Regions from separate parts of the Homo sapiens genome. Here region 1 is linked to region 2. Evidence: read pairs that join two places in POLR2A ChIA-PET (ENCODE). Cell type or tissue: Panc1. All regions are shown on one strand. Links, peaks and the distances in the headings refer to the core of each region. The heading gives the core; the rest is flanking DNA.

Region 1 (16,746 bases), core at 4,617-12,616, 66 kb before region 2:
AGTTTACAGAGAATCCACAATTCAGTCATTTGAATGACTGGATATTCATCAAGCTTTAGAGAGAAAATAATTAATCAAGAAGAAATATGTTTCCTATGTTTTCAGGTCAAAATATTACATCTTCTTTGTAAGATAAATGTTATTTCACAGTAAATAAAGTCTACAACATGATTAACCTCATATGAATTAATTGGAGAATCTTGAAGAAGCTAAATATAATGTTTACATTGATGAAGCTAAATCTAAGGTTTGTCTAGTAATTCCAATTTATCATTTTTCCAAAAAAAATTGACATATAGAATTATGCACTGGATGTTCAAATTCAAATACTTTATCATAAACATTTATCCATTTTCCACTATAATTTCTTTTATATTAATTTGAGCCAAATGTAAGATACTGCAGAAATTGTAGCTTTATATGGTTCAGCCTACATGTATCATCAAAAACACTAAGGGGCTTAAATACGAAATAAATAAAAAGAAAATGTAAAGAAGAATGCTGGCTTTTTTAAAGATAGACAAGCCTCTTTACTTGTGTTGTAAGCAAATTATTTGAAAAAAAATTAGGAAAATCACAGAAAGTATTAACATCCAAATGGCTCTTTCACTTTGAAAAACTTACATATAGCATTATGAGGTTGAAATAACCAATGTACGTGTGACATGTAAAATTACACTTTAACTTAATATTATAATCAGTGAGCTAATGGATGAGAGATTAATAAATTAAGACATTTCACTCTACACTGAATAGTTAAGTATGATTCATGCATAATTCTGGTTATAATTTATAGAGATTAACAATGAATTTGTAAAAGAAGAGATCCTTTATTTTTCTTTGAAATTTGACAATGGCAGGGCCTTGTTACCATCTCATGACTTAACAACCATATTGTGATACTAATGAATAACTTGTGACAACTGACACCTGATACTGCTGTAGCCAAAAACCTAGGGAGCAATCTGGCATAAATTTGTTAAGAATGTTAATGTCTATAATTAATTTTAATTCTGAACTAACTGTAAAATTGATACATTTTGGAGGTCATAAAGGTCAATTATCTATGGTGATTTAGGATATTGATACTGAACTGAGAGAAAAAAATGATGAAAACACCACTAATCTCATATTCAGTTTGTTAACTTATAAAATTTACAAAATGTTTAAACCAAATGAAATGTAATCAGATGATTTGAGAAATATTGTCTAGGGAAAGACACTAACAGTACAGAACTTTAAATATTCAAAATCTTCAGTGTAAGGTTGCTATAGTTTGGATCTCCCCCCAAACCTCATGTTGAAATCTGATCACCAACATTGGAGGTGGAGTCTAATTGGGAGAATCTGGCTCATGAGGCAGATTCCTCCCTCATGAATGGCATGGTGCTGTCCTTGTGATAATCAGTGAGTTCTTGTTCTATTAGTTCCAGCAAAAGCTGGTTGTTAAAAGAGCCTAGTCCCTCCTCCTCGGTTTCTTGCTTCCTCTCTTGCCACGTGATCTCCACACATGACAGCTCCACTTTGCCTTCCACCATGAGTAGAAGAAGCCTGAGACTCTCACCAGGAACAGATGCTGGTGCCATGCTTCTTGTCCAGCCTGCAAAACTATCAGCCAAATAAACCCTTTTTTCTTTACAATTTACCCAGTCTTGGATATTCCTTTATAGCAATGCTAAATGAACTAAACCAAAAATCGATATCTAGGAGTTGGGGGGTTGTTAAAGATATCTGAATATTTGAAGGGAGCTTTGAAACTGGGTAATGGACATAGGTTGGATGAGTTTGGAGGGCTCAGAAGAAGACAGGAAGATGAGGAAAAGTTGGAAGTTCTTAGAGACTGGTTAAATGGTTGTGACCAAAATGCTAATAGAAATATGGACAGTGTAGCCCAGGCTGATGAGGCCATAGCAAAGAACTTGGCTGCATTGTTTCCATGCTCCAGGTCTTTTGGGAAGGCCAAATTTAAGAGCAATGACATAGGGTATCTAGCGGAAGAAATCTCTAAGCTGCAAAGCACTCAAGAATTGGCATGCCTACTTTTAAGAGCTTACAATCAGATATGGAAGCAAACAAATGACTTAAAGTTGGAATTTATAACTAAAAGGGAAGCAGAGCATAAAATTTTGCAGGTTGGTCATTTGATGGAGAAGAAAAGAGCATTCTTAGGATAGGAATCCCAGGCTGTTGCAGAACAACCACTTACTAGAGAGATTAGTACAGATAAAAGGGAATCAAATGTTAATAGAACAATGGGAAAAAGACCCCAAAGGCATTTCAAAATCTTTGAGTCCATCCCTCCCATCACTGGCTCAGAGACCTAAAATAACAGGATGGTTTCAGGGGACAGGCCTGGGTCACGGCTACACTGCACCACCTTGGGATGCTACTCCTTAGGTTTTGACCACCCTAACTCTCACCATGGTTCAAAGAGCCCTAGGTACTACCTGGGCTGCTGCTCTGGAAGTTGCAAGCCATAAACCTTGGTGGCATTCATGTGGTGCTAAGTCTGTAGGTACTCAGAATGCAAGTGCCATGGAGGCTTGGCAAATTCCACCTAGATCTCAGAGGATATATTGGAAAGCCTGGGTGCCCGGGCAGAAGTCTGTCATGAGGTAGAGCCACTGAGAGAGCCTGTACTTGGGCAGTGCCTAGTACAGCTGTAAAAACAAAGGCACTACTCTCAGACTACAGAATTATAGAGCCATTGGTAGCATGCACCTTGTATTACTCCATTTTCACACTGCTGATAAAGACAGACCAGAGACTGGGCAATTTACAAAAGAGAGCTTATTTAGTTCCGTGTGGCTGGGGAGGCCTCACAATCCTGGCAGAAGGTGAAAGGCATGTCTCACATGGCAGCAGACAAGAGAAGCGATCTTGTGCAGGGAAACTACCCTTTATAAAACCATCAGATCTCATGAGACTTATTTACTATCACCAGCACAGGAAAGAGCTGCCCCTATGATTCAATTACCTCACCAGGTCCCTCCCACAGCACGTGGAAATTTAAGATGAGATTTGGGTGGGGACACAGCCAAACCATATCATTCTTCCATAGCCCCTTACAAATCTCATGTCCTCACATTTCAAAACCAATCATGCCTTCCCAACAGTCCCCCAAATTCTTAGCTCATTTCAGCATTAACTCAAAAGTCCACAGTCCAAAGTCTCATCCAAGACAAGGCAAGTGCCTTCCACCTATGAGCCTGTAAAATCAAAAGCAAGTTAGTTACTTCCTAGATACACTGGGGATACAGGCATTGGGTAAATACAGCTATTTCAAATGGGAGAAATTGGCCAAAAGAAAGGGGCTATAGGCCCCATGCAAGTCCAAAATCCAGCAGGGCAGTCAAATCTTAAATCTCCAAAATGATCTCCTTTGATTCTGTGTCTCACATCCAGGTCATGCTGATGCAAAAAGTGGGCTCCCGTGGCCGTGGCTTTGCAGGGTATAGCCACATCACTTGCCTGCTTTCATGAGCTGTCATTGAGCTTCTGGCTTTTCCAGGTGCACAGTGCAAGCTGTTGGTGGATCTACGATTCTGAGGTCTGGAGGACAGTGGCCCTCTTCTCACAGCTCCACTAGGCAGTGCCCCAGTAGGGACTCTTTGTTGGGGCTCTGATCCCACATTTCCCTTCTGCACAGCCACAGCAGAGGTTCTCCATGGGGGCCCTGCCCCTGCAGCAAACTTCTGCCTGGGCATCCAAGTGTTTCCATACATCCTCTGAAACCTAGGCAGAGGTTCCCAAATCTAAATTCTTGACTTCTGTGCACCCACAGGCTGAACACCATGTGGAAGCTGCCAAGGCTTGGGGCTTGCACCCTCTGAAACAACGGCCCAAGCTGTACCTTGGTTCCTTTTGGTCATGGCTGGAGTGGCTGGGACATGCTACTAAGCCCCTAGGCTGCACACAGCACAAGGATCCTGGGTCTGGCCCAAAAAACCATTTTTTTTCCTCCTAAATCTCTGGGCCTGTGATGAGAGGGACTGCTGCAAAGATCTCTGACATGCCCTGAAGACATTTTCCCCATTGTTTTAGTGATTAACATTCGGCTCCTTGTTACTTATGCAAATTTCTTCAGCAGGCTTGAATTTTTCCTCAGAAAATGGGATTTTATTTTCTATCACATTGTCAGGCTGCAAATTTTCCAAACTTTTATATTCTGTTTCCCTTTTAAAACTGAATGTCTTTAACAGCACCCAAGTCACCTCTTGAATGCTTTGCAGCTTAGAAATTTCTTCTACCAGATACCCTAAATCATCTCTCTCAAGTTCAAAGTTCCATAAATCTCTAGGACAGGGGAAAAATGCCACCAGTCTCTTTGCTAAAACATAACAAGAGTCACCTTTGCTCCAGTTCCCAACAAGTTCCTCTGCTCCATCTGAGACCACCTCAGCCTGGATTTCATTGTCCATATCATTATCAGCATTTTGGTCAAAGCCATTCAACAAGTCTCTCTGGAGTTCCAAACTTTCCCACATTTTCCTGTCTTCTTCTGAGCCCTCCAAACTGTTCCAACCCCTTCTTGTTACCCATTTCCAAAGTCACTTCCACATTTTCAGGTATCTTTTCAGCAGTGCCTCACTCTATTGGTACCAATTTACTGTATAAGTCCATTTTCATACTGCTGATAAAGACATACAAAGACTGGGCAATTTACAAAAGAAAGAGGTTTAATGGATTTACAGATCCATGTGGCTGGGGAGGCCCCACAATCATGGTGGAATTTGAAAGGCATGTCTCACATAGTGGCAGACAAGAAAAGAGGGTTCGTGCAGGGAAACTCTCCTTTATAAAACCATCAGATCTTGTGAGACTTACTCACTATCATGAGAAGAGTATGGGAAAGACATCTGTCCCCATGATTCAATTACCTCTCACTGGGTCCCTCCCACAACACATAGGAATTCAAGGTGAGATTTGCTTGGGGACATTGCCAAACCATATCACTCCTTCAGCCTGAAAAAGCCATTGATGTTTCTTCCCACTCATGAAAGCAGCCACATGGAGTACACCCGGCAAAGCTATTGGGGCACTGCTGCCTGAGGTCTTGAAACCCAGTCCTTGAACTAGTCCACAGAATGCAGGACATGAAGTTAAGGATTATTTTGGAGCTTTAAAATTTAATGTCATCCTTCCTGGGTTTTAGACTTGTGTGAGGCCTGTTACCCTTTTCTCTGGGCTGATTTATGCTTTTTGGAATAGGAATCTTTTACCCAATGCCTGTACAACCTTGGTATCTTGGAAGTAAATAACTTTTTTTTTTATTTTACGTGAACATAGCTGGAAGAGACTTGTCTCAGATGAAACTTTGGACTTTGGACTTTTGCTAGAACAAGTTAAGACTTTGGGGGATTGAAAAGGAATTATTATATCTTGCAATGTGAGGAGGACATTATTTCTAGGAGCCCAAGAACAGAGTGCTATAGTTTGGATGTTTGTTCTCTCAAATCTCATGGTGAAATTTGATGTCCACTGTTGGAGATGGGGCTTAATGGGAGGCTTTGAAGCCACAGAGGTGGATCCCTCATGAATAGATTAGTGCCCTCCCTGAGGCAAGTCGCAGGGATGGAAGTGAACTGCGGTGAGAACTGGTCATTAAAAATAACCTGGCACCTTGCTCCCTTCTCTCTTGCTTTCTCTCTCACCATATGAAGAGAGAATTTCTGCACATCTGGCTCCCCTTAGTCTTCTGCCATGAGTGGAAGCAGCCTGAAGCTTTCATCAGATGCCCAATCTTTCAGCCAGTGGAATTATGAGCAAAATAAACCTTTTTTTTCTTTATATACCCAGCCTCAGGTATTCTTTATAGCAACACAAATGGACTAAGACAAAGGTTAAAGACATTTTTAAAATTTAAACACCATTGACAACTTTTTTTTTTAATTTAAAACTAAATTTGAAGCATTTCTCTAGAGGGCAGAATTAGCCGGTAATTATGGTTGAGAGAATGATTCAGTGCCTTCTTGTTTAGTCCAGTACTATCACATTTTAGTTGCTGCTGTTGACACCTTGAGACAATCAAAAACAGAAAGTGGAAAAATACTTTATTAAAATTCCATCTTAAATTTCTTTCTCTGAAAGACATCCTGAGGTCATCAATGACTCTTGTATTTGAATATTTCCATCCAGCATCTAGAACATTAAATATACCAGGACTTCTAGCTATCTAAAATAATAATCCTTGTATTTCAGGCAGTATGGCTTAGAAGATAAGGAAGTGCATTCGATTTCAAAGTTACAATAATGTACAAGATAAATAGGATATTACTAGAGTTATAGCCTACAATGTAATTCATTATTTAGAACCACATAACATTTATTGTGAAATTTCCAAATTCTGTAATGATCAATTTATAAGGTATTGTCAGTATTATTGCATTATAGTAGTTTTCAAGGCTTAACTTTTATATTCCTAGAGTGCTCACTGTGTTGAATTCATTATAAAGACAATGTTCCAACATATATAAAGAAAAAGTAGAAGAGACAAGTCAACATACTGCCCTCATATTTTGGAACATTTTCTTGCAGTCTTAGCCTATTCCGTGCATTTACAGTTCTGTATCCTCCCTTAATACTAATTTAATTAGCTACTTCCATATTTTTTAATTTAAATTTTATTTTATTTTGTAATTTTAAAAACAAAGTTGAAAAATAGTCTTAGGAATACTTCAAACTGTTGGTTATTATATATTTCTGGTTATAAGTCTTTTTTTCATAAACAAAAAGTCTGAAAGAAGATTACACAAACATGGTAAAAAAAAAAAAAAAAACAGAAAAAACTGCTTTACTCACCATTACACACAGATAAAATTTATAAACTATGTCTCTGGATTCTTATTTATCTTTTCAGAAAGAAGCAATCTATAAACTATCCTTTCTTCTAGGAATGCTTTGACATTGACATTCCTGACCAGGTTTCTATGATGCATTGCTTCAGTATACTGATCCAGTATTAGATCCAATACTGATCTGATTTGTGTGGTCATTAGTAAGTCATACTGAATTACTATTTATAAGACAAATTTTCATTAACATGATAAAAATTAAGTTTCAACTGAGAATTAAAAAATGAATAAAAGAGAAAAATAAAGGATTAGATAATAAATACTACTTAATTCAACATGAATATTCATATTCAGTAAATTATGCTAAAATATTCATGTTAAATAAAATATGCTAAAATATTTATATTTAAAAATATGCTAAAATAAGGTCATTTCAAAGACATTAAAACAAACTGGCCTCCTAGAGTCATTCCAGACTGATGAGGAGAAGCTCATAGATCACTCATCATCCTTTGCTCAATGATAGCTTTGATTGATAGCATAAGATATCATCTTTGTATTTTATCTTGTTTAAATCTAAAGTCACACATCATAATATATTTCTATGTTAGCCACTTAGTGTAAGTAAAATAGTATATTTATGTTAGAGACTAAAAATTTATCATAACATCCCCCTAATCGGCATGCAATCCTTAAAGTGCGGCATCAACCTTATAAAGGGGAAAACGGATTACCTGCATACACATACGCGTACAAATATTCATACATCCACAAATTTGGATTCAGACTCATCTGAATTTTCAGCCTTGTGCTTTCCAGTCATACTGTTTCTTCTTTATATGAGAAGGCATAAGCATGAATATAACCATTCTTTTTGTGTTTGTTTTTGTTTTTAAACTCTTCTGTATCTAAGAGGTAAAAATAGATTCTTTTAAAAATCCCCTAATTAATAATAGTAATAACCAAGGTATGTACCCATGTGTAAGCAAATTATTGTAAGAAACTTCAGAATATTCTGTACCAATGTGTAAACATGTCATTGTAAGAAACTTCAAAATATTCTGAAGTAAACTTACAGTAACAACACCCATAAACTAATGTGTTCTGTGACAACTTAGAAAGCAATTCTTTTTCTGTGTGACATTTCATATAAACATGGTACCTTAATCCAAGTTTTATGATTTACTTACAATTATAATTTATTGACCAACATATTTTTTAAATAGACCATTTAATAACCGTATTACAATATGAATAATATCTAGAACATAAAAATATTCTGACTTTGGAGCTGGAGATCAGCCTGGTCAATATGGTGAAACTCCATCTCTACCAAAAATACAAAAATTAGCCAGTCATGGTGGTGGGCACCTGTAGTCCCAGCTACTTGGGAGGCTGAGGCAGGAGAATCACTTGAACCCAGGAGGCGGAGGTAGCAGTGAGCCAAGGTCGTACCACTGCACTCCTGCCTGAGCGACAGAGTGAGACTACACCTCAAAAAAAAAAAAAAATCATTCTGACTTTGAAATCTAATATTTTATGCCTTTGAATAATGCAGGAAAGTATTTAGAGTATAGATGATGAATTAACTAGTTGATAAGAGCAGTATACTAATGAGATTTTGGTTCCTTTACACTTCATTTAGTTTTGCATATCTTTTGCATATCTCAAAAATATACCCTTAAATCTTCAGACTGTGTGTCTTGGATTTCTATGTGTAATGTGCATGTGTATGTAGGTGTGTGAGAGACAGGAGTGAGCACACTGAATTAAGGTAAATGATCCTTATATCAAGAGCTATAAGTACATGTGTTTCTTACACTGGATTGATAGTACTGTTTATTTGAAAATGACATTTAACCATATTGCTTGTTAATTAAGTCACAACATTCTCTAAATCTAAAGTCTATTATGGTCTCCATTATATCATGTACAATTCTATAATTGATAAAATAATTTTAGTAGGTCTTTTCAGCAAATTTACCAGTGCTGATTCCAGGAATTAAACCTACTTATTCGATTGCTGTCCTGTGGCCTCAAAAAAAAAAAAAAAAAGTCACTAAACTGCAACGCATCTTACTAACTTGATATAATAAAAGCATCATATGTGTATCATAGAGCAGATATAGTAAAACAAAACATTCTTTTCCATTTTGGAAATTATTAAGAAACCAAATTTGATAGGTAGAGTGAATCCATGCGGAAAGCTCAGATAAAACAGTAAAACAATATAGATAGTGCTGCTCTGTAGAATTTTGATCCTGTTAAAATTTCTCTGCAGAATGTTACATAACTATCATCAATGACTGCTACACTGTTCACATTACAATAGCTACATTGTGTGACAAATGGAGAGTATATCTGTTTCAAGCATGCAATGTCCTATTAAAAGACTGATGCTTGGCCGTTATTCAGGCATCTCATTTCTCTCCTCAAAGTTAAAACACATATGTCATGATATTACTATTAATATTTCATGATTATACCACTACTTTTTCCTAATAAAATTATTTAGCATTTACTATGTCTAATTTTTACTTACCCAAAATTTATTTACACAAAATTTTATTTTGATGTTAATGTGATTAATCAAATACTATTTTGCTATGCCATCATTACTACTGATTACAGCATTTGCAAATATCTAAGGTAAGTCATTACAAGGAGGCCATTTTCAGGCATTTCTACTGTACCACAACGGTGGTGGGTTTTTGCTACCATAAATTTGTAATTTGTTAATGTAAACTAAAATATTTTAAGAGAACCCTTAAGTTCAATCTATATAAGCATGCTGATTTATAGTCAGTGAGCTATAGCAAAACAAGAAGCTAAGAGGCTTTAGAGAGAAGAGACTGGTGAGGTGGAAGTACATGGATGAGAAGAGCAGTAGAAAACCAAGATTTAACCAAGTTAAATCACAATCACGTGAATTTTTAATCTTAAAATCAATGTTCTTGAAACAGCAAACTGTAGAAAACGTTCTCTTTTCCACTAGGAAGTGCAAGAAATGGAGGAGGAAAAATGTTTACGAGTTACTGGGCACTCCTAATGAGAAGAAGATAATAGTGCTCCTTTTTTCTGCCTCTAGAGTAGAGGTGTTACCCATCACTATTGTCAAACCCTGTGGTCCAGTTTAATGAGTGCTCTCCTGAGTGGCTTTGATTAGCAAGATATTCTTTAAGTAAGTCTTCCTTCCTTTCTAGAGTATGATTCATGAGCTTTACAGAGAAGTTCATATGCTTATGAGAATTCCATGCAATAAATATGTGTGTGTGTGTGTGTGTGGAAAGGAACAAAGAATTGATGTTGGTGAGGAGGCAGTAGCCAAGTGAGCAAACACAAATAGAGATAATTAGTAACAATGAAAGATGAAATAATGACTACAGGATGAGTGGAGTTCATTAATTTTCCCTATTTCAGGCTTTAGCACCATTTAGCTGGAGAAAATATACATGGTTCAAATGACAGTAAAATATTTTAGTCTGTTTAAGATGCATTTATTCAACAACTATTTATTGTTTACCTATGGTATTTCAGGCATTGTGATCTCGGATAAACTTACTTTTCAAACTTTCTGATAAACATGAATTTTAGGACTTCCAAACATCCTGATAAACATGAATTTTAGCTCTTTTGCTTTTTTTTTGGAAACAGGGTCTTATACTGTTGCCTAGTGAGTGCAATGGTGTGATCACAGCTTACTGCATCCTGGAACTCCCCTGCTCATGCCCTTCTCCCACCAGCCTCCTCTGCTTTTTGTACTTAGTATCTTGTGAGTTCAATTTTTGAAAAATGTATAAAAGGTGGATGGAACGTTGTAATAAAAAAACACCCATGTAACTTAAAAATACACGAAGAAACTTTGAATTCAAATGTTTTACTTTGGAAATCAGACAGAGAAGCATTCCTACAGGGCTACATTTTCTCTTTGAAAGAACACCTGCTCAGCCCATTTGCCACACCTGAGAGATGCCTAGGCTATTTACATATCACGTTAACAATTTCAAAGATCTACAACCACCATAGGGATCAAAATTCTTTCCTGAGGCATTTTCTCAAAACAAGATCTATATTTACTAATTATTATGTAAGAAAATATTAATTGGGGAAGTAGTTGAAAGTATTGTAATTTCTCATCTAGTTTCTATGTGAGGTTCCAATATGAAAAACACATGAGTGGAAATTTGGAATAATTTTTACCAAGAAGAAAAAAATTGTCTTTACTGCAAAAATAATATAATATGAAAACAAAGATTATAACAATTATTACACATCATTTCATCTGTTGGCACCTAGGCCTTAATGCTTAAGAAGAAACACTTCAATAATTTTTGGTTGTTTATTTTTACTATTTTAAACAACTTTCTTTCAGATACTGTGATTAACAATGTTTTGGTTCAATAATCTTAATACTATGTTCAGAATTATTAGTTTAATATCAGCATAAGTTAGTTTATAATCAATACTCCAGGGGCAATTTTGTGGTCTTATGCAAAAAGTAAGATGATGAATGCATTTATGCTCTTTTCAACTTGGATTCTTTTTCCCAAAATTAGTAAAACTCTGTACTCTTCTTATTGCCTTAATTTGAGTAGATCAAATGGCAGTTACCCAGAGAATACCAGAGAATCCATAAAAGAAAAAGAGATAGGTACAATACACTCTCTCAAAAAAAAAATAGCTACACCTGGAGCTATAAAACTGGAACTAAATATTTTATAAGGAATATAAGAAAGACATCAACCTTTTTAGAAATATATCCAATAAAGACAATGCTTAAAACAAACTGAAGAATTACAAAAAACCACGTAGACTAAGAATTACGAAAATTTTTAAAACCAATATAGGACACAAACATTGAGAGACACAACAGAATAGCTAATGCATTTGGAAATCACAAGAAATAAACCCAGAATTGGTCAAAAAGAAGGCAACATCCCTACATATACTAGAACAAGTTTTACTGCAATTTCTTAGTAAAAAGGGAATCTGCAAACCCACTGTTACACATAATTATGTTCAGTTGATTGCAAAGTAAAATTTATAGTTTTCATTCCATAATGACTAAACATAAACATAATTCTTTATAGATTCCTAATAAAATAATCTTCCCAGGCATATTTGCAATGATGACCCCTGTGTTATTATTCTAGCCAAATTCTGGTGCCAGGAGTAGGAAGACAAAATAAGCAGATACTTCTCACAGGCTATTGTTTTTAACAAGGCTTATTTTTGTTTGGGTGCTCTACTTATTACATATGCATGCCTGATCTCTTGTGAAACTAAAGCCTTATAGGAATGTCAAGGTTAGAAGGGAGGCTCTGTAATTTTCCATTAGTCATCAGTTAGTAGATTCAAGCAGCAGAGAGTGTCTTTTGATAGGTTTACCTAGCTGGTGCCAAAGTCTGTTCAAATGTCCCCTAATGTTACTTACTTTTGTATTTGTGACTCAAAATACTACTGCCAAGGATTCTATGAGCTTTTCAAAACATTTCAATAAAAATAGGTTTGCAAATGCAATAGGAATGATTATATTAAGGAAAAAGTTCAAATAAATCTATAAACGAGTGGGGAAAAATGTACTTCCACGTAGATCATTAATTCTTAATAATGAGGATAATAAAAGTAAGACACTGATGATATACTATATACTTAACATTAGCTATGGGAAAATGATTAGCCAGTAAAAATACACAAAACACCAATCTGCACGATGAGCACATTCCGAGCAAAAGGTAGAGCAGAAATGAACCAAAATGGCAGGAAGAACAAGCCAGGAAAGTCGGAAGAAGAACAAGGATTACAGAATCCTGGCAAAGTGTTTACAGTTGGATTCTCTTGCAGAAGACATCAGTACCCACTTAAATGGCCATTTCGGCAAAACTCTGGCCCATATGCCTAGGGTCAGGCAGTGAAGGGGTAAAACCTACAACAGATGTGACCAGCTAAACAAAAGGGTACACTTGTGTGGAATTAATCCACCAAGTCTGCAGGACACAATTCTCATTTTTTTTTTCTAGTGTCTAACAGCATTCTCAAATTCCTTCTTTCAAGTATGTCATAGCTGCTATTATCATCTGATATCAGCTCTTTAAAGCTACTGCAACTTTGTCTGTTGGTTCCTAGGAATCAGTCTGTGTCTACTATCTGTTTCAAAATTTTGGATATCACACATGCCCATTTTCTGTCTTCTGAGTCTCTTTGTCCAATTATTCTTAAAATAAATCAGAAAATGACTAATAGTAAACATGAAAGAGAATTTAAGACAGATAACAACATTTTCATGATATTTACTACATGTATTCTATTTAAAAGTGATATCAAAATTATTTATGATCAGATCAAGCCAGGTATACAGGAGAAAATACAGCTACCCAAATATAGAGTCAAAGAGTCAAGTTCCATTAATTATTCACCCCTTTATTTTATTTTTCATAAAAGTGATTTATTTCAAATTATAGTAATATTAACATGTATTTCAAAGCCAACATATCATTTCTCTATTTTATGAAACGATATTGTGAAGATACTGCAATGAATGAGAAAGACACAAAGACACAAAAAGGGGCTTTAAAATTTACCCAGGTACTCAAGGTCAGAAGAGGCAATAGGCACAAATTCCAGGAAAACTGTTTGGGCAACAGAGATCAGAAAAGAAAGTAAAAAACCTAGGCAACATAGGCCAACCAAAGGCAAATCTTGTACACGATTAAAATTTAGAACCCAAGTCTGAATATTAATGGGAATTATAGGATACCAACATCAAATAGGGCCCTGAACTAATGAATTGGATTTGTAACTTTATTGTTTGAGGAAAAGAAAGTAAAGAGTTTTGAGCCTCATAAATGAAAAGCCAAGACAAATCAGAACCTCCATGCTGAAAGACAATGTAAGATAAAGAGAAAAAAATAGATTCTAATACTTTATCTAAGAACAAATTTTTAATAGTTTATTGAAGTGTAACTTACATATAATAAACTATGTATTTTAATTGATCAATTCAATGAGTTTGAGCAATTGCCCACAACCCTATAACTGTCACCCAAAACAAAATGAAGAATACTTATACAATCCCAGAAATTTCCCTTATGCTCATTTTCCTGTCAATTTCTACCTCTACCTGAGGAAACCACTTTCTGCTTTCTATAACCAAGTATTTATTTTGCCTTTTCTGGGAATTTGTATAAATAGAATCACATTATATGAATTCTTTGGCATCTAGATTTGTTTGCACAAAAAAAGTTCTTGAGATTTGTCCATGTTGCTTATACCAGTAGCTCCTTTTTATTGATGAATAGCATTCCATTATATAAATTACGAATGTGCAAATGTATGTCACCTTGCTTATCCCGTTGATGGATATTTGGTGTCTTTTTTTTCTCCAAGTTATGGCTAAGTATAAGGCTGCTATGAGTACTCATGTACAAATCTTTTTGTGGACATGTTTGATGTCCTTGTAGATCTCTGGGTCTAGAATGCATGTGTTTATAAGAACCTGCCAGTTCTCAGCCAGGTGCGGTGGCTCATGCCTATAATCCCAGCACTTTGGGAGGCTGAGACGGGTGGATCACCTGAGATCAGGAGTTCGAGACCAGCCTGGCCAACATGGTGAAACCCCGTCTCTACTAAAAAATACAAAAAAATTAGCCGGGCATGGTACTACTCAGGAGCCTGAGGCAGGAGAATTGCTTGAACCCAGGAGGCGGAGATTGCAGTGAACCAAGATCACGCCACTGCATTCCAGCCTGGGTGATAAGAGCAAAACTCCATCTCAAAAAAAGAAAAAAAAAAAGAAAGAAAGAAAGAAATTACCAGTTCTCTAAAGAATTGATTTTTACATCCCACTAGCAATACCTGAGTATTTTAAATTATTCCACACGTTTATCAATGAAATTTCCATGTACCCCATGCCCAGTTTCCCTATAACAGCTTACATTAGCAAGGTACATTTGTTACAATTAATGAACCAATAACGATACATTGGCCATACTTTATTCTGGTTCCCTTAGTCTGTACTTAATATACTCTTCCTGTTTCGGGATTCCATCCAAGAAGTATTATTACATTTAATTGTCATGTCTTCTTAGCCATGAAACTGTGACAGTTTCTCAGACTTCCACTCTTCCACTCTTTTTGACGACCCTCACAGTTTTGAAGAGTTCTGGTTATTTTGTAAAATAATTTGGTATTTTGTAAAATGTCCCTCACTTGGGATTTGTCTAATGTTTTCCTCATGACTAGATTGGGTGTGATGGTTAATTTTATATGTCAACTTGGGTGAGTCATGGTGCCCAAACGTATAATCAAACATTATTCTGGATGTTTCTGTGTGGTGTTGCTTGGATGAAGCTTATATTTAAATCAGTGGACTTTGAGTAAAGCAGATTGCCCTCCAATAATGTGGGTGGGCTTCATGCAATCAGTAGAAGGTCTGAATAGAACAGAAGTCTGCACCCCACAGCAACAGGGAATTCTGCTAACACATGGTTTTTGGACTTCAACTGTAACATTGGCTCTGAGTTTCCATCCTGACTGCCTTTGTACTGGAACTGCTACTCTTTCCTGAATCTCCAGCCTACCAGCCTCCCCCTTCAGATTTTGGACTCACCAAGCCTCCATAATCATGTGAGCCAATTTCTTAATATAAACCTCTCTCTCTATCTCTCATACACAGACACAGACACAGACACACACACACACACACACACACAGACACACACATTCTATTGGTCTATTTCTCTGGAGAATCCTAACCAATCTTAGGGAGGAAGACTCAGAAATCTTGGGGAGAATCCTAACCAGTCTTGGGGAGGAAGACTCAGGAAAAAAAAAGTGTCATTCTCATCACACTATATCTACGGTACATAATATAAACATGACTTATCCCTGTTGTCAACCTTGATTATCTGGCTGAGGTAGTATGGGTCAATTTCTAAACTGTGTTTACCATTTCCCCCCTTTCTATACTGTGTTCTTTGGAAGGAAATCACCATATGCAGCCCGCACTTAGGAAGTAGGGAGTTATGTTCTGCCTCCTTGAAGGTGTTATATTTACATAAATTATTTGGGGCCAGGTGCCGTGGCTCATGCCTGTAATTCCAGCAATTTGGGAGGCTAAGGTGGGAGGATCACTTGAGACCAGAAGTTTGAGACTGGCCTGTGCAACACAGTGAGACCTCACCTCCACACATACAAAAATAATTTTTTTAAAAATTAGCCAGGTGTGGTGACACACACCTGTGGTCCTAGCTACTCCAGAGGCTGAGGTGAGAGGATTACATGAGCCCAGGAGGTCAAGGTTGCAGTGAGCCGTGATCTTGCCACTGAACTACAGCCTGGGTGACAGAATGAGATCTTGACTCAAAAAAAAGTATATAAATATATATATATATATACATATATATATATATAAAAATATGTATATATATATATATTTGGAATTCTCCTACATAGGAGATTTGTCTATTTCCCCCCACTCATTTCCTCAGTCATTTATTCATATCAGTAAGAACTCATGGATGTGTATTTTATAATTTGGTTTATCATCCAATGCCACTTTATTTATATCAATATTATTGCTCAAAGTATACCAGTTTTGGCCATTGGGAGTTCTTTCCATTGCCTCCTGTGTCCCTTTGACAGACCCTCATTACTCTCAGTTTCTGTGAGTTGTGTGTATGCACTGAATTTGCTAATATTTTATTAACATATTTGCACCTCCATTTTCTTTTCTGATAATATATTTATCAGGTTATGATTTCAGGGTTATGCTGCTTCATAGAGCAAGTTAGGAAATGTTCCCTCCTCTATTTTTAAAAGGAGTTATTCATTTATTTAAGATTGGTTTTATTATACTTCTTCACTTAATGTTTGATATAATTCACTGGTAAAGCCATCTGAGATTGAGTTTTCTTTGTGAGAAAGTTACAATCACGAGTTCAATCTCCTTAAT
Region 2 (16,746 bases), core at 5,799-13,798:
ATATCACCACTGATTCCATGGAAACACAAACTACCATCAGAAAATATTATAAACACCTCTACTCAAATAAACTAGAAAATCTAGAAGAAATGGATAAATTCCTGGACACATACACCCTCCCAAGACTAAACCAGGAAGAAGCTGAGTCCCTGAATAGACCAATAACAAGTTCTGACATTGAGGCACTAATTTATAGCCTACCAACTAAAAAAAGCCCAGGACTAGACAAATTCACAGCTGAATTCTACTAGAGATTCAAAGAGGAGTTGGTACCATTCCTTCTGAAAGTATTCCAAACAATAGAAAAATAGGGACTCCTCCCTAACTCATTTTATGAGGTCAGCATCATCCTGATTCCAAAACCTAGCAGAGACACAACAAAAAAAGAAAATTTCGGGCCAATATCCCTGATGAACATCGATGTGAAAATCCTCAATGAAATTCCTGCAAACCAAATCCAGCAGCACATCAAAAAGCTTATCCACCACAATCAAGTCAGCCTCATCCCTGGGATACAAGGCTGGTTCAACATATGCAAATCAGTAAACATAACCCATCACATAAACAGAACCAATGACAAAAACCACATGATTATCTCAATAGATGCAGAAAAGGCCTTTGATAAAATAAACACCCCTTCATGCTAAAAATTCTCAATAAACTAGGTAGTGATGGAACGTATCTCAAAATAACAAGACCTATTCATGCCAAACCCACAGCCAATATCATACTGAATGGCCAAATGCTGGAAGCATTCCCTTTGAAAACTGGCACAAGACAAGGATGCGGTCTCTCACCCTTCCTATTCAAAATAATGTTGGAAATTCTGGCCAGGGCAATCAGGCAAGAGAAAGAAATAAAGGGTACTCAAGTAGGAAGAGAGGGAGACAAATTGTCTCTGTTTGCAGATGACATGATTGTATATTTAGAAAACCCCATCATCTCAGCCCAAAATCTCCTTAAGCTGATAAGCAACTTCAGCAAAGTCTCAGGATACAAAATAAACGTGCAAAAATCACAAGTGTTCCTATACACCAATAACCAAAAAAGAGCCCGCATGGCCAAGTCAATCCTAAGCAAAAAGAACAAAGCTGGGGGCATCATGCTACCTGACTTCAAACTGTACTACAAAGCTACAATAACCAAAACAGCATGGTACTGGTACCTAAACAGATATATAGACCAATGGAACAGAACAGAGGCCTCAGAAATAATGCCACACATCTACAACCATCTGATCTTTGACAAACCTGACAAAAGCAAGCAATGGAGAAAGGATTATCTATTTAATATATGGTGTTGGGAAAAGTGGCTAGCCATATGCAGAAAACTGAAACTGGACCCCTTCCTTACACCTTATACAAAAATTAACTCAAGATGGATTAAAGACTTAAACGTTAGACCTAAAACCATAAAAACCATAGAAGAAAACCTAGGCAATACCATTCAGGACACAGGCATGGGCAAAGACTTCATGACTAAAACACTCAAAGCAATGGCAACAAAAGCCAAAACTGACAAATGGGATCCAATTAAATTAAAGAGCTTCTGCACAGCAAAATAAACTATCATCAGAGTGAACAGGCAACCTGCAGAATGGGAGAAAACTTTTGCAATCTATCTATCTGACAAAGGGCTAATATCCAGAATCTATAACGAACTTAAACAAATTTGCAAGAAAAAAAAAACATCAAAAAGGGGACAAAGGATATGAACAGACACTTCTCAAAAGAAGACATTTATGCGGCCAACAAACATATGAAAAAAATCCCATCATCACTGGTCATTAGAGAAATGCAAGTCAAAACCACAAGAGATACCATCTCACACCAGTTAGAATGGCGATCATTAAAAAAATCAGGAAACAACAGATGCTGGAGAGGATGCGGAGAAACAGGAATGCTTTTACACTGTTGGTGGGAGTGTAAATTAGTTCAACCATCGTGGAAGACAGTGTGGTGATTCCTCAAGGATCTAGAACCAGAGAAATACCATTTGACCCAGCAATCCCATTACTGGGTGTATACCCAAAGGATTATAAATCATTTTACTATAAAAATACATGCACACGTATGTTTACTGAAGCACTATTCACAATAGGAAAGACTTGGAACAAACCCTAATGCCCATCAATGATAGACTGGATAAAGAAAATGTGGCACATATACACCATGGAATACTATGCAGCCATAAAAAAGAATGAGTTCATGTCCTTTGCAGGGACATGGATGAGGCTGGAAACCATCATTCTCAGCAAACTAACACAGGAACAGAAAACCAAACAGCACATGTTCTCACTCATAAGTGGGAGCTGAAAAATGAGAACACATGGACACAGGGAGGGGAACACCACACACTGGGGCCTGTTGGGGGTGGGGGGCTAGGGGAGGGATAGCATTAGTAGAAATACCTAATGTAGATGACAGGTTGATGAGTGCAGCAAACCACCATGACACATATACACCTATGTAACAAACCTGCACGTTCTGCACATGTATCCTAGAACTTAAAGTATAATTTAAAAAATGCCCCCTAGGCATGATGCTCAAGTGCTCTCTAGTGTTCCTAAGTACGAGACTGTGCTATGCCTTAAGAGAAAATACACATGCTTGAAAGGCTTCATTTTAGTATGAGTTATATGGGGAAAAGTAGTCCTGGTAATGTTCACTTCTCTAGTTTCAGCCTTATCAGAAGTCAGCTGTGCCTATACTTACCACCCCCATCCTTGCTTTTTGCTTTGTACTTTGTTTCTATTGCTTGCACATGTTATTTCACCTGTATCATAAGTGAAATCACAGCAAGTAGCAATAATAACTGAGAAAAAAATACTAGCAACGTATGTGACAAAGAGTTGTATTCTTTAAAACTGAAAAATCAGTAAGTGAAAAGCCCTTTCATTTTTAAAAACAATCTTTTCAGGTATAAAATCTCATCTGAGTTTAAATCAAAATTTCAATCTTTGAATTCAAAACTTAACCCTAGTGTCAGCTTAGGCCTTGGTGATGTTCACTTCTATATTTATCATGTAAGCAGTCTATGTTTGTTTTGCATAGAGATATTTAATAAGTCATTTAAAGGTTAGGTTCCACAAACAGTTTTCTTTTACTCAATGCAATATAACAATACAACATTCCTATTATGATATCTATTTTTAATATGAAGACAGTTTAATGTTTTATTCTCCATAGTAGCAAATGATTTTTATGGAATAAGAGTCTTACATATATTGGCTAGATGATTGACGATTATGGAAATCAAGTTGATATTGCTTTGTTAATCTTTACATGAAGTATGCTCATTTAAACAAATATATCATTTGTGAATTATATACAAACAATGTAATGTAGGTGAATTGTACTGACACTTTAAAGGTAAATATAGTGTTTGGATTTATGTGATCTCAAAGAACAAAGCAGCTATATGACTAACAAATCAGCTGCCCTTCGTGTGATGGCTTCTTTATGTGTTAGTCATCTATTTGGGACTCTCTTATGATTCTAATAGCACATTTTCTCATGAAGATAATGTCATGACTTCCTTGGATGGAAACTTCTAGTTGTCTCACAACATCTATTCTCCTTTTCTTTCTTAGAACCCTGTGTTTTAGGTGGGCCTATTGCCAATCAAAGATTACCTTTAGTAGCTCATCTTGTGGCTAGATATGGCATATGATTAAATCTAGGTCAATAATATGCAGGCGGAAGCATAATATGAGACTCATGAGTAGTGATGAAAGAAAAAGGGCCTGCTCTTATGTCAATCATCTTCTCTGTTGCCTCGAACCCAGACTTAATGATGGGATCTCTAACAGGTTTTTCAGACTATGAAGTAATTATAAACTTGGAAACAACACTGAAAGTGATGAAGCACATGATAGAATTCCCAGTCTTTGTGACACAGTGAAGCCTCTCTACTGGTTTTAGATTTCTTAGCTTCAGACATTTTTTAAGAAAGAGAAACTTCTATCACATTTAAGCAAATATTATGTTTGACATTTCTGTTATATGCAGCTGAATCTGACAGAATCCTAAATTTTCTTTCAAAGAAGATTAATAATTTTTAAAATACACATGTGCTCAATATATATCTGATACTGGCAGCATGTTAAAGAGGAGGAAGTGATCAGCTTATTCTAATGTAGTTGATGGTATCAAGTATAATGAATACTGAGAACCAACCACTGGATCTAGTAATGTGAAGATCATTGCTTGCTTTGAAAAGAACAGTTTTTAATAACTATTGACGAAAAAAGGAGACATGAAAGGAGCCAAAACACATTTGAAGTAGGTTTAACAGAGAATGGGAAGAAAGGATTTGCAGAAGAGGATCTACACAAGTCATTTAAATAATTTTGTTGCAAAAGTGATAAATAAAAGGAGAAAGCAACAGAGGAAATGGGATTAGAAGGTATTTTAAAAGAAAAAATAAAAGCATTGTTGCATGACCGTAGGTATGATCAAGGAAGAGAAGGAAATATTGCTAACGCAGAGCCTAGACCAACTGGGAGGGATGTGATATAGAGCCCAGAGGAGCAATCACTTCAAATGGGAACATGGATGGCTCATTTATAGGCCCAAGTGGGAAGGCAAAAGTTGTGAGTGGGAATGGTGGTAAGTGAGTACAAGTCGTGGTGGAAGACTATGCCACTTATGTATTGCTACAGTTTTTAAGAAATATAGGAAGCAAGGCCATTGGCTAAGAGTGATGATAGAGGAGATTTGGAGGTGTGAGAAGAGAGTCTTTTAAGGGGATGCTTCCCAAACTTAAATACACTATGCAGAAGAATCTCCTAGTATCTTGATAAAACTCAGGTTCGTATTCAGTAGGTCTAGGATGGGGTCTGAGATCTGTATTTCTCAGAATATCTAGGTAATATCAATAGTGTTGGCCCATGGGCTACACATGGAGTAGCAAAGTTCTATGAGAAATGAGAAAGTTGAGTGAATCAGGAAAGTACTGAGTGCGTAACAGCATTAAACATCTACTGGAGTTCATTGCTGTTAACTGAAAGTGAAACTAATCAGAATATTTGTGTGTTTTGTTCCAACTACTCTGGGCTTAAATGAGGCCAAATGTGGCTGGAAGTGAAAGTGAAAATGATGAAGGAAGAGAGATATGAGTCAAGGGTGTGTGCACTGGAGAGGTTATAATTGGTAAATTTAAGCTGGGTTAGGAGGGAGAAGTGTTACAGAGTGAATATATCCTGCCGCAACTCATTTGTTGAAGCTCTAACCCCCAGTGCAATGGAATTTAGAGGTAAGGCCTAAGGGAGATAATTAGAGCTAGATGGGGTCATGTAAGTGGGTCCCTCATGATGAGATTAGTGGCCTTATAAATAGAGTATGAGAGAGACCTCTCCTCTCTTTACCCAAAAAAAAAAAAAAAACAAAAAAAAAAAAAAAAAATATCAGTGCACCCAGAAAAGATCTTTGCACTGAGGAAAGATCACATGAGGACACAGCAAGAAGGCAGCTGCCTGCAATCCAAGAGACAGCTGTCACCAAAACCTGAATTGGCTGGCACTCTTGATCTTGGACTTCCCAGCCACTGGGACCATGAGAAAATACATTTCTGTTATTTAAGCCACCACACTTCGTTATGGCAGCTTGAGCAGACTAGTAACGAAGGAGACGGAACAACAAGAAGGTAAGGGTCAGTAAAAACAGATTCGTGAAAAAGGTGATGTTGAAATTTTTGTGATGAGGAGACTAGATAATGAGATTATAGTTGGGGAGGATACCAGGTACTGACAATGTCAAGGTCTAGGATGTGACCATGAGACTGAGTGGTTGAATTAGGGTGGAAGACAAGCTTTGGGGAAGAGGGGAGTTCAAGAAACAGAGGCGCCCACATTTAAAAGGACTATTCATGTTCTCATCAAAACCTGAAATAAAGAAGAGAATGACAGTGAGTCAGGGGCTAACAGTTATAGTGACTGATGTAACTGATGATACTTTCAAAGATGCAAGTTTCAAAGAGAAGAGGTAATAATGTGCTAGAAATGACAACAGTAGATACCTTTTGCTGAATGCCTTCTAATACAAGTTAAGCACTCTGTAGACATTGTGTCTGTTCATTCACAAATAACATCACCATTCACACCATTCATCACCATTCATAAATAAAGAATCTGAAGTTCAGAGAGGTTAATTAACTTTCCTAAGGTCACACAACTAGTAAGTGGATGTACTATGGTTTCAGAACCAATCAGTTTGAATCTAAAGGCCCCATGATGGATAAGCTGCTTATTTTAAAGTTTTTTTTCCTTAATAGTTTTTACATATCCAGAAGCAAAAGCAAGAAAACATTTTTCAACAGTTTCATCTCCTCAAAAATAAACAGAAACTAGAGCTAGAGCTAAAAGCCTATTTCTTTCTTCTTGTTATTCAAACCACACTCACTTCATACTACCTCATACACTTCAGTCTGTGATATGATACATAGTAGGTCTTCCAGACTTTAAAGTTTAATGTTCCACCTTTGTGATTTTTGTCATTTCTACTTACTTCCTAAACCCAAATTCTACCTGATTTAGCTTTCTCCTAGGGAATGATATCTATCATACCACAGTTTAGTGGGGAAATAATATTATTTTAAAATGCAGTGAAATATATAACTAGTAAAGTATACTTGTGTACAGAGAAAAATCAAGTTCTATCTCACTGGTAGCAAGCATATCAAATTTGGGGAAATTCAGGGATGGAGGCTATGGCATCGGGCTAGAAGTCAAAAGGCTAGAGTTCCGGACTAGCTCTTCCACTTATGGAGCTGTGCACTTGCAAAATATGCAGACTTTCAAAGCCTCTGGTCTCTGGAATGGATTTAGCACAATCTTGGCACATTGTATATTTTTCAATAAATATTAGCAAATATATCAATAATTTTCATGTCACCCACTGGTTACTTATAATCCCTCAAATATTTTGCCTCTTCTTTGTATCTCTGGAAGGAGATGAAATAGCCTTTCAACTACAGGTTTTCTAAAAGCTGGGTGTGCACTGTTTCTGCTATGCTACAAGAAGGTGAAACCATATAACTCAAAAGAAAGAGACAATCCTAAGAAAAATGAGTTAATTTCATAAACCTGAGTTGTAATTCTCAGATGCAGAATATTAAAAAGCCAACACTTTCTGTAAGAGCTTTCAGGACTCCAGGGGAAGCTTGATCTGTCTAATAAACTATAATGATAATAACCAAGCATACCTCACAGGGGTACTAAGCTTTAATGACTCAATACTCGTGGAACCTTTTGAGCACCTCCAATGTTATGTAAGCATAAATGAATAAGTAGGGACATTATATACCATTGTTATTTCTGCATTAAATTTATCTTGATAATTTCTTACAATATCTTATAAGGCAGGCACTGTATGAGACTAATACATGAACAAAGATATGAAAGAAATATAATATATAGTAGTGCTTTCCAATGAAATAATTATACTCTTATATTAGTGAAAGAGAATGGGGTCATTAATTGTACCTCTAAAAAGTCATTCCTCGATTGTAAAGAAGGCAAATGAGAATCTGGAATAGACACTTAAGATATAAATGTCTATAAAGAGTTTGAAAAAACACTTGCTATTTTTTTTTCCTATGGAAGAGACATCTAAGTTTTTAGATGCATTTTTTACACTGAAGAAATTTTAATGATTCTTTCACTGTTTAAGTTATAACTTCATAAAAATTTCATACATTTTTATATATCTTTCATCTTGCCTTTCTATCCTCTCCTCCATAGCATCTCTGTGCTATGATAGTACTTTAATGTCCTAGTTTAACAATAAATCCTCGCAACCCTATATATGTTTGTCATATTTTCCAAAACACACAACTGTAATTGTTATACTGTCCTGAATTTCAACTGAGGTAGCTAAGCATAGGATACAATGACACAAGCAATCTCTTCAACAAACTTTGGTGTAATACCTGGATCTCCATCAATGAAAGAGTCATTTTTGTCAGAAAATATCAACCTTTAAAATGGAAAATCCCCTGAAAGAATTCTACTGAGGAGACTGCTCTTCTCACCCTTGCCTTTTTTCTTCTACCTAGCTGACATCATTTTCCTCAAGACAAAGGGAGTTTGTAAGGGTGAGAGGAGAGAAAAAATAATCAGTCATCTCTTCATGAGGAGAGTAATTCTGGGTGTGACAATTCTGTACCAAGGTTTGAGCAGATTTCACTTCCTGAGACAGGACAGGGGATGTTGGGAGGTGGGAAGACATCAATACTAAATCCACATGCTTCCCATTCTTCCTAGGAGCAGACAAGATTGGCAATAAGCAGCAGAGTCACATGCCTCCAGTACCAAGATCATATTTTCCATTTACTGAATATTATTCTCAGTATTCTGGGTCAAGGTCCAGAACTTTCATGCACAGTTAATTGTATTTTACGTGTCAAACACCCTAAATTTTGTCCCTCCGGTAGCATTGTTATCAATAGAACTCAGACCTGGACCAGAAGGGGCTGTGCCTCAGCAGCTGCTAAAGCTGCCTTTCACCACATACTCCCCACAGGGCCAAGGACATGTGGCCACTCAGAGCCTGTGCTCCACCTTGTAGACCATGACATGGGTACCTGGGACTCTGGATGGCTGTTCCAAAAGCCCCAAGCCCACTTCCCAGCTCTGTGGGGCTCTTTCCTGAAGTATCTCTTTCTGCTGAGTTGCCGGCAGGGTGTGTCCAGGGTGAACCACAATGGTGTCAAGAAACAGCCGTGTGTTCTCATTGTTCAATTCCCACCTATGAGTGAGAACATGCAGTGTTTGGTTTTTTGTCCTTGTGAGTTTGCTGAGAATGATGGTTTCCAGCTTCATCCATGTCCCCACAAAGGACATGAACTCATCATTTTTTATGGCTGCATAGTATTCCATGGTGTATATGTGCCACATTTTCTTAATCCAGTCTATCATTGTTGGACATTTGGCTTGGTTCCAAGTGTTTGCTATTGTGAATAGTGCTGCAATAAACATACATGTGCTTGTGTCTTTATAGCAGCATGATTTATAATCCTTTGGGTGGGGGGGGGGAGGGGGGAGGGATAGCATTAGGAGATATACGTAATGTTAAATGATGAGTTAATGGGTGCAGCACACCAACATGGCATATGTATACATATGTAACTAACCTGAACGTTGTGCACATGTACCCTAAAGCTTAAAGTATAATTAAAAAAAAAAAGAAACAACCGTTAACAGAGATGTCCATTGTTCTTTGTTGTGAGGGTGTCCTGAGGGCACTGGAAGCCCCTCAAATGCAGGATGCTGCTGGGATGGTCAGAAGCAGCAGAAGAAAAGTGGATGGTGGAGTGGAGACAGCTAGAGGCAGGGGACCAGCTTCCACCATCACATTCAGTTGCAGACCAAAGGGTCTGAAAATTCTAAATGAGAATCTTGCCTTCCAGCCTAGCCTCGGCCTCCTTCTAAGATGTTTAAAGAAAAGCCTGGGACATAGGGCCTGAGGTCACTAAGTGGACAGAGGATTCCAGGCATGGACTGGGTGAGGTAAAGACAAACCTCAAAGCCACCAAGAAATTTCTCCCCTTCCCTGACTGAGCTACCTTGCCCCCACACTGTTTATGGCAGAAACAAAATTCAGAAATTATGCTATTCATGTTACTGTTCCTTTACACATATTTTAAAAGCTTTTTTCTTATAAAGCTGTATTCATTTGTATAAATGTACAAACTTTTTACAGTTTATCTTTCTTATTCCTTTTTTATATTTAGACAGGCTGGATCTGATTATGTAAGAAGCACTCATGGCTTTCCTGGGTATAAGATTTGGTATAAGGGTGAGAGAAAATTACTGATTATAATGAGTATATTTTTATTTTCATGCTACCATGCAAAAGGGGAATGAGAGATGGAGGAATATTATGCAGACTATGAAGTTTTCTTGAAATCGTACTTTAAGAAACATATATTAAAGTGCTTCTTTTTCCATTGTGAGCAAAGCACTGATCTATATATAAAATGGAAAAATGATTAAATTTGTAATCAGAAGTATGAATAGATAAGTGGCTATTATGTAGAAACCTATATTAAAGTATATTAAAAAATTATTGTAGAACTTTATCTTAGGCAATAGAATGGAAGAATTTTAGAAATAACCATTCATTTTATATGTGTAAGAAAGTTGAGACCCAGAGCCTCAGCCGAGGCCCCATAATTAATTAGCATGGCACTAGATTTCTAATTTAAGGAGTTTTTGCTGTAGTCTGTCACAAATAATGGATCCATCATTAAGACAAAATACCCAAAAAGCTACTTAATAATACCTATGGCTCTCCAACTATTTCTGTTGAACTAATGTAAACATTCCCCAGTCCCACGTCTCTACATTCCTGGTTTGTTATATAAGAATTGCTAATTATTGCTTGCTATTTGATTATTGCTTAATGGCTTACCTGGAATTGACTGACTAAGCCAATATTCTGCAAACCTAGGGAAAACTATGTATAAATGGTTAACTGAATAGTTATGGTCCTTAGCTCTTAATTTAAGGACTCCTTGGCTAAACAATGAAAGGATCACTGAATAACACATTTCATTTGAGGGAAATATTCATCAGAAGTCTTCATTCAACCCTAAAATTATGGGTGTTTTAGATCTGTGATCAGGATCACCAATCAAAACACCACTTCTCAGTGTTTGACTAGAACATTAGAGTATAAATGGTCTTGTATATACACGGCAGAAGTCTGATTTAGTTTTTAAAAATGTGAACAATGAAAAAATGGTTATAAAAATTACATTAACAATTTTAAAGAAATGCAAATTATATTTTGATACGTTTCTATTTTGTCTGTGCGACACAACTAAAAGTGGATTATGTTAGAGAAAATCAAACCTACATTGATTTTATTTGCATGAGAAAGGTATCTTTTCAAAAATTCAAATGTAACTTACATAAAGTGTTTAAATCTTAAATATATATCTCGATTATTTTTTATATGTTGACTTACTCATGTAACCACTTCCCAAATCAAGGTACAAGACATTCCAGACCCCTTCCTTGAAGATTCCCTTGTGCTCTTATCCAGACAATACTCTCCACCCCACCACACAATTCTGACTTTGGTCACCACATGTATTGGTCCATTCTTACGCTGCTATGAAGAAATACCCGAGACTGGGTAATTTATAAAGAAAAGAGGTTTAATTGACTCACAATTCCGCATGGCTAGGGGTGCCTCAGGAAACTTACAATTATGTTGGAAGGCGCCTTTCACAGGGTGGCAGGAGAGACAGTGAGTGCAAGCTGGGGAAATGCCAGATGCTTACAAAACCATCAGATCTTGTGAGACTCACTATCATGAAAACAGCATGGGGGAAACCAACACCATGATCCAGTTACCTCCACCTGGCCCCACCCTTATGGAGATTACAATTCAAGTGAGATTTTGGTGGGGACATGGAGCCAAACCATATCACCATATTAGTCTTGTTTCTTTTGGAACCTCCTGTAAATAGAGTCTTACATCAGGTACTATGTTGTGTCTCACTTATTTCACTCAACATTAACTCTGTAAGATTCATGCATGTTGTTGTGTGTATCAATAATCAGTTCTTTCTCACTGCTGTGCAGGAATTGGTAGGTTGACGTGTATAAGTAGGTTTAGCATTAGTAATGAATATCAAATATTTTTCTAAATTAATAAGGTAAAAGTTCTAGTTATTTCACATCCTCACTCATTCTTAATACTTTTGCTCATTTTCATTTTAGCCATTACCCACTGATGGGTAAGGAGTGACTTTAACTGGCATTTATCTGATAACTAATATTCTGAGGATCTTTTTATATATTCATTGGCTATTTTTCTATTCTCTTTTGGAAAGTGTTTAAATCTTTTACCCCCTTTTAAATGAATTTTTAAATTTAATATAAGTACTTCATTATATGTTCTCTATAAACCCATTATTGGGTATATATGTACTGCAAATATTTTCTCTCAGTTTGTGCTCACCTTTCATTGTCTGAATAATTTAATGAACAAAAAGTCTTATGTAAATAAAAGTCAATAGTTTAATGGTTATTATACAGATATGTTTTATCGTTTTCTTGGAGAATGTTGACTATTTTAGCTTTCAAATATAAGTCTTTGCCCCATCTTCAAAGTAGTTTTATGTGGTATAAAGGCCCATGTCCTTAAAAAAAATGCGTAATACAAATGACCCAACACCATTACTGAGAAGATGGTTATGTCTCCCTTGACTTGCAATTGAGTGCCCATGTTATTATATTGGTCTATTTTTGGACTAAATAAATCAGGTGCAGATGTTATTATATTGGTCTATTTTTGGACTACCTACACGTTTTTGTTTTTTTTTTTTTTTTGAGACGGAGTCTCACTCTGTCACCCAGGCTGGAGTACAGTGGCACCATCTTGGCTCACTGCAACCTCCACCTCCCGAGTTCAAGCAATTCTCCTGCCTCAGCCTCCCAAGTAGCTGAGATTACAGGTGCCCACCACCATTCCTGGCTAATTTTTGTATTTTTAGTAGAGACGGGGTTTCACCATGTTGGCCAGGCTAGTCTCGAACTCCTAACTCAGCCTCCCTAAGTGCTGGGATTACAGGCATGAGCCACCGCACCGGGCTTGAACTATGTATCCTTTTCACTGGTTTATTTGACTCTCCTTGCACCAATATTACAGTCTTAATTACTGTCTCTTTATAATAGGTCTTTGTATCTGTTAGTGTTGAGTTTTACAGCTGTGTTCTTCTTCAACATTACTGGACTCTTCTTATTCCCCTGCATACATTTTACTCTTCACACACATTTTAGAATAATCTTGATTTCCACTAAAAAAAATGCAGAATTTTTAAATGATATTGAATCTATAGACCAATTTAGGGAAGATTCACCTGTTAAAATATTTTCTTCCTATCCAGGATATCATCTGTATCTCTGCTTATTAGGTCTTTAACCTCTGTCAGTAATGTTTTCTATGTAATTCTAAACTCTGATCTTTGATTTTTTTTTTTTTTTTTTTTAACCTAGTGAAACTGCACTCTCTGGTAGGCTTCATTGCCTTGAGACTGCACTATCTGAATGGGCTCTATTTTCCTCAGTTGTTATACAGAAAATACCTGAGCAAGAAAGTTAGTGAATGTGGATACTTACCACATCTTCCCTTATCTCAAGAATTATAACTCTGTATGGTGGCCTCTTAGTGCCTGCAAATTATTGCTTTTTAAATTTAAAATATTTTTCCAGCTTGTATTGTATCCCAACATGAGCGAGTTTAAATCTGTTTCCAGCTACTTCAAAACAACCAGAACCAACCCTAAAATTTTAAAAGTAATTTTTACAAGAAAAATTGTATTTTAATATGTATTTTAACCAGTAGAATATTTTATCTACTTTTGCAATTTTTTGTTTTATTCTATAACTTTGTTCCCAAAAGACTGTAAGATATAATGGAATTGAAAATAAGAACAGTTTTTTTTTTTTTAATTCCTTCTTTCTTTTTTTTAATTCTTTTTTTTTTTTTTTTTTGAAAATGGGGTCTCTCTGTTTTGGCCAGGCCGGAGTGTGGTGGTACCATCTTGGCTCACTGCAACCTCCACCTCTTAGGCTCAAGCGATCCTCCCACCTCAGCCTCCTGAGTAGCTGGCACTATAGGCAAATGCCACCATACCTGGCTAATTTTTGCATGTTTTGGTAGAGATGGGGTTTCACCATGTTGCCCAGGTTGGTCTTGAACTCCTGAGCTCACATAATTTATCCATTTCAGCCTCTCAAAGTGCTGGGATTACAGGCATGAGCCACCATGCCCACCTAGAATCCAGTTTTTTAATGACAGTGCAGAATATCTGTTTTCTCTGATGTATAAGGTATTTATAGTAAGCGGCATTTTAAAAACTAGGTTTCCTTATGAAAGATTAATTCTACATGCTGAATACTTGATCCCAAACCAATGAAGTTCTTAATAAGATTGTTCGAGCTAGTCAGGGACCTAGCAGGATAAAAGAAAAAATGATACATTTAAATTAGGTAATTAGAGGAGTGTTTAACACAAGGGCTATTTACAAGTAGGTAGACATGGTGTAGAAAAACTACAAGAGTTAGTGCTATACTTGGACAAATAAATTACAGCACTAATACCACCCTTAGTAAAGAAGTGGCACAAAAATAGAGAGGGCTATTTTAAGAGGAATTCCTGACAAGAACTGAGATATTTAGTCAGGAGATTCATTCTTCCACGAAAAGGATGCCAGAAACGAAAAAACACATTCAGACCTCATTTTTCTCCCTTCGTTTATTCTCCTGCTGGAGCTTACCTTTTGGTCCAAATGAACAGGATGCCAAAGGAAAGGGAGCTTGTTGATGGAATTCATACAAGTTCAGTCTTCCAGAACACAGTGTAGGATGGAAATAAATAATGTTTCTGGTTGGGCAAACAGAAACTGTCTAGCACATCAGCGATAGGGTTTGTTTCTCCCCTAATAACCATTTCAAGTTGGACTTATTTTCTCAGAAAATAAATTCATAACACACATGCATAAATGCATGCATGTGTACATCTATCTATCTGTTACACCTCAGTTAAGTAAATTCCTAAAATCAAGTTTAATTTGAGACTATATTAACTACCTATGGAAGTAAACAGTTTTGTAAATTTGAAAATGGAAATTGCTGTTTACCTTATCTTGCACTTTCTAGCAGGTTCAAAGGCAAAGTTGTGAAGTAAGTCCTTTTCCTCCTCACTTTTGAACTCTTTCCACATTTTCTGTTTTATTAGACTATGAGAAGTTTAAGGCCTTAATGAAATGTAACTCCTCTCTATGGTACTCTACCCAACCTCTTAATATCTCAGGGAAAGACTTTCTATCCTACAATGATATCAATTAAACTAGAGTGACTTTCACAATACAAGTAACTGATACAGGATATATTGTATTTAAGAAGATGATTTCATAGGACAATAAATCCTCAAAGCCATAGTGATAATAATTTTATTGCAAAATGAATCACATAGTATCTTTTTGTTTACTCGAAGGGGAAGGTCCTAGTTTATGGTCCTTTTATACCTCTCTAACACTTTCTTATTCCCCTCTTCCCCCTTTAAATAGAGAGAGAGCATTCTGTAAACTCAGAATTATCATGATTGTAGTCCTGATAAACTGACATCTATTAATTAATAAAGGAGAGGCTGGGTGTGGTGGCTCACACCTGTAATCCCAGCACTTTGGGAGGCTGAGGTGGGCGGATCACCTGAGGTCGGCAGTTCAAGACCAGCCTGACCAACCTGGAGAAACCCTGTCTCTACTTAAAAAATACAAAATTAGCCAGGCATGGTGGTGCATGCCTGTAATCCCAGCTACTCAGGGCGGCTGAAGCAGAATTGCTTGAACTCAGGAGGCAGAGATTGCGTTGAGCCGAGATGGCACCATTGCACTCCAGCCTGGGCAACAAGAGCAAAACTCCATCTCAATCAATCAATAAATCAATCAATCAGTAAAGGAGAGAGTAAGATCTCATCTCAAAAAAAAAAAGTAGTTTTGAAATCCTTGCATTAATTTATTTACATTTACTCTCTATTAAGAGCAAATACTACCTGTTTAACACATATTGAAGTGATTTATTATATAACTTTATGTAATTTTTGTACATAAATTTCTAAAAGTAGAAAATATCAAGTCCATAATAGCATAAGCAGGACATATATAGGACAAACCTTATCCAGGTGGTAATTCTTAAGGTTTAAGGAAAATGGGCAATGTCTTTGTTTTTGTTCTCTGTTGTATTTTCTATTCTTTTAACAATGTGTGACACGGAGTAGATCATCAATAAACATATGTTGTGTGATTGAATTTTTAATTGGAATTTAAGACAGACTAGTAAAAAGAAATGTCTTTGGAAAGACACCTTCAAGCTATATCATGTAGGTCAATTCTAGTTTTGCCTACCCAAGAGGCTGAATCTACTGTTATGGAATGTGTTACTTGTCTTTCAAATTTCATCTTTGCTATGGTTTGAACGTTCCTGTTCCCTTTTGGGAAGTAATTAAGTCATGTGGGGTCAGCTCTGATGAATGGATTAGTACCCTTAGAAACGGGCTTGAGGAAACTAGCTAGGCCCTTTTTATCCCTTTGCTTTTTCCACCATGTGTGTGATGGCAGCGGTGGGCTGTATGGAGCTGCCATCATGCTGGCTTCAGCAGGGAGGTATGGGCAGTGGTGGCAGGAGTTGCTGCAGGAGCAGCGGTGGCAGCAGTGGGACCCCTATGTCCCACTTCCCCAAGGCAGCCAACTGTACCACCCCCATCCTTGCACAGCCAGGCAGGACCCGCTCACAGGCCCAGGGCCTCTGCCACAGCCTCAATCTTACTCCCCACTGCGTCCTGGGAGCCTGCGAGCACCTGGGCAAAGGTGCAACAGGGACTCGCAGGGCTGGCCTCAGGAACATAGGGTTCATTTGTGAGGGGTTGGCTGGGGCCACTGCACCACCTGCACCTCACCTGCCACCACTGCAAGGAAAATGCAGACAGGAGGCATGGATGGGGCTGCATGCTCCATGGAGCCAGTGGGAGCCGGGGACAAGCAGGAGCCCTGCCCCTTCCAAGCTGGCAGGGCAGAAGTTCCCCAGGTACAATTGCAACTGTCTAAGCCGGGGCTGCAACCTGGGCACCCCTGTGCTTTTGGAAGCCAGAAGCAGACAGGAGGCCTGCCCTCCCAGGCACAGTTGTGGCAGCCCAAGCCATAGCTGCACACCTAGGCACCTCTGCACTCTTG

Evidence for each region. ChIA-PET counts read pairs that join two places held together with the same protein. Peaks named below come from ENCODE experiments on the same cell type or tissue, not always from the same donor. Only the 100,000 strongest peaks of a DNase experiment are listed, where the experiment ranks them.
Region 1: POLR2A ChIA-PET joins it to region 2 with 11 read pairs; 2 of 35 experiments call an interaction of 5 or more read pairs at or near these places.

What each region holds. Positions count from the first base shown.
Region 1 is chr7:12,187,461-12,204,206 of GRCh38, forward strand. No RefSeq gene overlaps it. Among named protein-coding and RNA genes, the nearest start is that of TMEM106B, 15 kb to the right of the region's middle. In Panc1, for the core only: no CTCF peak of the experiment used is centred there; no DNase peak of the experiment used is centred there; H3K27ac peaks cover 2,506 bases.
Region 2 is chr7:12,252,762-12,269,507 of GRCh38, forward strand. No RefSeq gene overlaps it. Among named protein-coding and RNA genes, the nearest start is that of TMEM106B, 50 kb to the left of the region's middle. In Panc1, for the core only: no CTCF peak of the experiment used is centred there; no DNase peak of the experiment used is centred there; H3K27ac peaks cover 97 bases.